Regions from separate parts of the Homo sapiens genome. Here region 2 is linked to region 1. Evidence: read pairs that join two places in POLR2A ChIA-PET (ENCODE). Cell type or tissue: IMR-90. All regions are shown on one strand. Each heading gives the region's core, and the rest is flanking DNA. Links, peaks and the distances in the headings are about the cores only. Region 1 overlaps OGA (O-GlcNAcase). Region 2 overlaps WBP1L (WW domain binding protein 1 like).

Region 1 (2,911 bases), core at 246-2,745:
TAAAATGGTCACACAGATAATCAGAATTAGAGATAGAACACATTAGATTCAGAAAGATGCTTTATCATATTTGTTAAGTGGAACCTCAATTTTAGATCCAAATTAATTTGACCTCTAAGAAAAATGAGATTTCTCTATACTACTAGGGATGCAGGAATGGAAGGGCGTTGGGAGGTAAACATGCCAACATCTACTATTACATTCTCTTTTGAAAATTTGTGTCTAAAAACCCTTAAATTACTTCAAAAAATATGTTTTTAAGAGAAATTAGCATTCCATCAAAATAAAAGCTAATATTTAAGACCAAAAGTAAGATTTAAAAATCCTTATTCTCTAGATCCCCCAATTTCATTTAATTTCACTTTGCTTAGTGGGCATAAGGTAAGGCACATGACAGTGTTCTTTTTTTTGAGACAGAGTCTCGCTCTGTCACCCAGGCTGGAGTACAGTGGCTCAATCTTGGCTCACTGCAACCTCTGCCTCCCAGGTTGAGGCGACTGTCCTGCCTCAGCCTCCCAAGTAGGTGGGACGACAGGCGCATGCCACCACGCCCGGCTAATCTTTGTATTTTTAGTAGGGACAAGGTTTCACTATGTTGGCCAGGCTGGTCTCGAACTCCTGACCTCAGGTGATCCGCCTGCCTCGGCCTCCCAAAGTGCTGAGATTACAGGTGTGAGCCACCACACCCGGGAGACAGTGTTCTTTACTTTGTGACTCAACTATGTGATCTAACCCCCTTAACAAAGAATGGCCAAACTCACTGCTGTATTGATGAGGCACACCAAACTCTTGCAACCATTCTGTTAATGCTAGCTTTAGAGCCATCTGTGGACTATAGAGTACATCAGTTTCAATATCTTCATCACTGCCTTCATTTTCTAATTTTATCTGGATGGACACAGTACTATCTTCACTGTCAGCTGCAAAAAATAAAATAAAAAAGCACAAAAATAGTTTTGATTACAAAAGCCTTCTGACAAGTGAGAAGAATAAATGCAACTAGTTTTCACAGTATAACCACAGAAACAAAGAACAGAATGAGAACAAACCTTAAACATAAAAATTCAAATAAAAGCAAGACCCTTCACCAAACCACTTCATATAGGATAGTAACCTAAACGTAATGTTAAATGTAAAATCTCAATTGAAATAAGAAATATAAATTTTAGTATCAGTGGAAGAGTCAATCTTAACCGTCTACTGAGTACTAATTGTTGGGAAGTCAAGGTCAAAAGTACCATGCTTTTCGTATGAAGAAAACATTGCATAGCCTTCAGGGCCTTGTAACTTCTTTTTTTTTTTTTTTTTTTTTGAGATGGAGTCTCACCCCATCACCCAGGCTGGAGTGCAGTGGCAGGATCTTGGCTCACTACAACCTCCGCCTCACAGGTTCAAGCAATTCTCCCACCTGAGCCTCCCCAGTAGCTGGGACTACAGGCGCATGCCACCATGCCCAGCTAATTTTTCTATTATTCGTGAAGATGGGGTTTCACCATGTTGGCCAGACTGGTCTCGAACTCGACCTTGTGATCTGCCCACCTGGGCCTCCCAAAGTGCTGAGATTACAAGCGTGAGCCACTACAACCGACTGTAACTTCATTAATAAAGGCGCTGAGGGAAAAAGAAGAGGCCAGGCATGGTGGCTCATGCCTGTAATCTCAGCACTTTGGGAGGCTGAGGCGGGCAAATCACCTGAGGTCTGCAGTTTGAGACTAGCCTGGCCAACATGGTAAAACCCCATCTCTACTAAAAATACAAAAAATTAGCCAGACGTGGTGGCAGGCACCTGTAATCCCAGCTACTCGGGAGGCTGAGGCAGGAGAACTGCTTGAACCCAGGTGTCAAAGGTTGCAGTGAGCTGAGATCGGGCCATTGCACTCCAGCCTGAGCAACAAGAGCAAGACTCCGTCTCAGAAAAAAAAAAAAAAAAGAGATAATCGACAGAGACCCACAAATTAGCACACATAAGGCAACAAAGCTCTGAGCCAGGATAGTGGTAGAGAAAATTAAGTCTGAATTTTTTGATTTTGTACTTAAAAACTCTCTATTCTTAGCTTTCCTTAATATTTCCTACGTATGTCCCAGGTTTGGATAGTGTCTGCCACCCTTAGTATGTTCCTTGCTGTGCCTTAAAAGATGTAGGAGTTAAGTGCCATGTACGCTGACAGCATTTAAATTATATTCCCAATTTGTTTTTTATTGAGGGGAGGAGGATGACAATGACTGAGCCAAACAAAAGGGAGACATTAATTCAATAAACAATTCAAAGCAGAGGTATGGAATTGAGAAACAGATGACAACTATTAATATTACTACATACTATCATGACACTTCAGTAGCCAAAATGGGCCAAAATTCAGGGAACTTCAAAAGTTCAGTGTTCAGGCTGGGCACAGTGGCTCACGCCTGTAATCCCAGAACTCTGGGAGGCAGAGGCAGGCAGATCACCAGGTCAGGAGTTCGAGACCAGCCTGACCAACATGGTGAAACCCTGTCTCTACTAAAACTATAAAAATCAGCCAGATGGGGTGGTGTGCGCCAGTAATCCCAGCTACTCAGGAGGCTGAGGCCAGAGACTCGCTTGAACCAGGGAGGCAGAGGTTGCAATGAGCCAAGATCGCGCCACTGCACTCCAGCCTGGGCAACAGAGCGAGGCTCTGTCTCAAAGAAAAAAAAAAATTTTCAGTGTTCAGTGTTTTTAACCTCCAGCCCACAAACCTTTAACGCCCAGCAAACTCTCCTCATACTTTGATCCAGCTTAAAAGTCTGTGAAATCTCTTAGCAAAAATAATCACTCTCTCCCGTGTTCACACAGCACTTTATAAATTAAACTATTACAACACTTATCACACTATAGTACAATTGCCTATAAGCCTTACCCAACACTAGACTGTTTCTCAAAAGTAGGAAT
Region 2 (2,911 bases), core at 226-2,725, 1.0 Mb after region 1:
TTGTGCCTGTTGCTCGCCTTCAGGTCACCAGCTGAGCTGCGATAGGAAAATCTGAATGGAGGCAGCAAACAGCCAAAACAAACATTCCCCACCCGGCCCTGTGCATATGAAGTCTTTCTTCCCCCAACTCTTGAACGATGATGATATTCAGACGAAGCATTGATGTTATGGAAGAAAGAAAGAAACAAACAAAATATATATATATATGTCCAAAAACAGACAAATCCAAGGGTGTGAGGTAAACGAGTGTCTGCATTTAGATTCCACAAAACCAAAATCCATGTTGAACAAAGTTAAGTCCGTACACAGTGACTTTTTGGGTGAGCCGTGTGTGTCTGTCTGTTGTGTGTGTGCCTCAAGCCCTGTTTTCCTGTGAAGATACTTTGAGTGGCAGCCATTCTCTCCACGTGAACCACACGTCTGGAGCACAGACAGGCCTCTCAAGGTCATTGATCTTACGCATTTACTGTTTACCGAACAAATGTCTGACTGTGTACTCGGGTGTACTCCGCAGCATTGTCGACTGCAGTCCCCTGTGTTTGCCAGAGATACTGTGCTCGAAGTAGAGGTTTTACTCTACTCATCACTGCGATTTGCACATTGCTCCGTGGACACTCGGAGGCCTGCGTTCTGTTCCCTATAAATGGAAGCGTGCTCTGAGCCTGTCTGCCTCCCTCGGCTGCTGCTGGTCCTCAGTACCAGCGCCCGGGGGTGTCCACAACCACTTGGGACAGAAGAAGGTGGAATTTCAGACAGAAGCTTGACTGGGTCTTCAATGACAGGCTTGGACTAGCTGTGGCCCAGACATCGGCCCTGCCCAGAATTGCCAGGAGGAGGCTTTGCAGGCTCTAGAGGAGCCGCAGGGCCTGCCTGCCTCTGGTGAGTCCAACAGGCACAAGCAAGCTGGCGTGTGGCCAGAGGTAGCCGGAGTGTGTCACAGCCCCTCAGATGCCTTTCCTTCCACCTTTTTTTATTTTTTAAGAATCCCAAATAACTCACTGAAGTGTCTCAAAGGCGAACAAGTTTTACCAAAATGAATCCTTTTTCAGTTAACAGATCAAATGGATGAGTTCTGAGCCTCTCAAGTTCCTTTCCCCAGTTAGAGTGGGGAACTGGGCAAGTGTTAACTGTGGGACTCACTGCAGCGTCCTATCCTAAAGGCACGAGAAGACGGAAATGCAACCTGCGGAGCTGGGCTTGGTTCCCAGGTCACAGTTTGGCCCCCGCTACAGGATGCTGCCCTGCTCAGAGAGAGATTTAATAGGGAGCTGAAGGAATCGTTAGGGGGCCAGGGAGATGTGACTGAGGCTGGCTTTCCACGTGAATGAGACGGGGTCGGTGGAGGGTTTGGTGCTACAGCCAGTCAGAAGATTTGCAAATGCGAACACATTCCTGTGTGAGGCACGTTACCCTTTGTCAGTTATTGTGAATATGTGTATTTTAAGCAATAAGATTCAGCTGGTCAGACTTTTCTGGGCAGTCTCAGTGACGCATTTCCTGTGCTGTGATTGTTCTGAAGACAGAGTGGCTCTAACCACTGTGAGAAGCCCAAATAAAAATTGATCCCAAAAATGCTACTGCTCTTTCTTGCTGCACTTTGTTCCCTCTTCTTCTTCCTCAGTCTTCAGGAAATTGCACCTCAAGATCCTAAACCACAAGCACTTTTCTCCACACAGAGACTGAGAGGTTGTCACACAGTCATTGAGGATAGGGCCCTGGGCCAAAGAGAAACCACAGGGCCAAGGGCAGCTGGACAGTGCTGCTGGGTCCACACTCTGTTCTGAGGAGTCCTCCCCTCTCTCTGTCAGGGTGTGTTCCTGATGTTTGGAATACTTTGGAAAGTCCCACAAACAGGCTAAAATCAGATCCCGAGAAAGCAGAGACAAGTTTTGTCAGATACCCTGTTGCTAAAACATGGCTTTTTTTTGAGACACAGTCTCACTCTGCCGCCCAGGCTGGAGTGCAGTGGCGCGATCTTGTCTCACGCAGCCTCTGCCTCCCAGGTTCAAGTGATTCTCCTGCCTCAGCCTCCTGAGTAGCTGGGATTACAGGTGCCTACCACCACGCCCGGCTCATTTTTGTATTTTTAGTAGAGACGAGGTTTCACCATGTTGGCCAGGCTGGTCTCAAATCTCCTGACCTCAGGTGATCCGCCTGCCTTGAGCTCCCAAAGTGCTGGGATAACAGGCCAGCCACCCTGGCCTGGGACTATAGGCATGAGCCACTGTGCCCAGCTATTTTTTTATTTTTATTTTTTAAATAACAGAGATGGGCTGGGCGAGGTGGCTCACGCCTGTAATCCCAGCATTTTGGGAGGCCAAGCTAGGCAGATCACTTGAGCTCAGGAGTTTGAGACCAGTCTGGGTAACATGGCAAAACACCATCTCTACAAAAAATACAAAACTTGGCTGGGTGTGGTGCTGTGTGCCTGTGGTCCCAGCTATGTGGGAGGCTGAGGTGGGAGGATGGCTTGAGCCCAGGAAGTGGAGGCTGTAGTGAGCTGAGATCACACCACTGCACTCCAGCCTGGGCAACAGAGCGAGACCCTGTATCAAAAAAAAAAAAAAAAAAAAAGAAAAAAACTATATGTATGTATATATATATATATATAGAGAGAGAGAGATAGGGTCTGACTGTGTTGCCCAGGCTGGGCTCAAGTGATCCTATAGAGTCTAACTATGTTGCCCAGGCTGGGCTCAAGTGATCGTACTGGCTTGGTTTCCCAAAGTGCTGGGATTACAGGTGTAAGTCACTGTGCCCGGCCAAAACATGGCATTTAAAAGAAAGCAAGCACTCTGAGAGATCTTTTTTGTTGATATGATAGACATGGGGGTATATGCTTGGCCTTGGAATTTAACACACAGTATAATGTATCGAGTTGCCCACTTTCTGCCCAGCACTGTGTCAGAGG

What was found. ChIA-PET counts read pairs that join two places held together with the same protein. Peaks named below come from ENCODE experiments on the same cell type or tissue, not always from the same donor. Only the 100,000 strongest peaks of a DNase experiment are listed, where the experiment ranks them.
Region 2: POLR2A ChIA-PET joins it to region 1 with 14 read pairs; 2 of 35 experiments call an interaction of 5 or more read pairs at or near these places.

The regions. Positions count from the first base shown.
Region 1 is chr10:101,799,481-101,802,391 of GRCh38, forward strand. OGA (O-GlcNAcase) reads right to left here. Exons shown (of 16, transcript NM_012215.5): 8 at 762-920. Among named protein-coding and RNA genes, the nearest start is that of NPM3, 17 kb to the left of the region's middle. In IMR-90, for the core only: no CTCF peak of the experiment used is centred there; no DNase peak of the experiment used is centred there.
Region 2 is chr10:102,814,691-102,817,601 of GRCh38, forward strand. It overlaps WBP1L (WW domain binding protein 1 like), which reads left to right. Exons shown (of 4, transcript NM_001083913.2): 4 at 1-1,572. Among named protein-coding and RNA genes, the nearest start is that of CYP17A1-AS1, 17 kb to the right of the region's middle. RefSeq lists an enhancer at 730-1,263. In IMR-90, for the core only: a CTCF peak has its summit at 887; DNase peaks (open chromatin) are centred at 891 and 1,441; H3K27ac peaks cover 2,176 bases.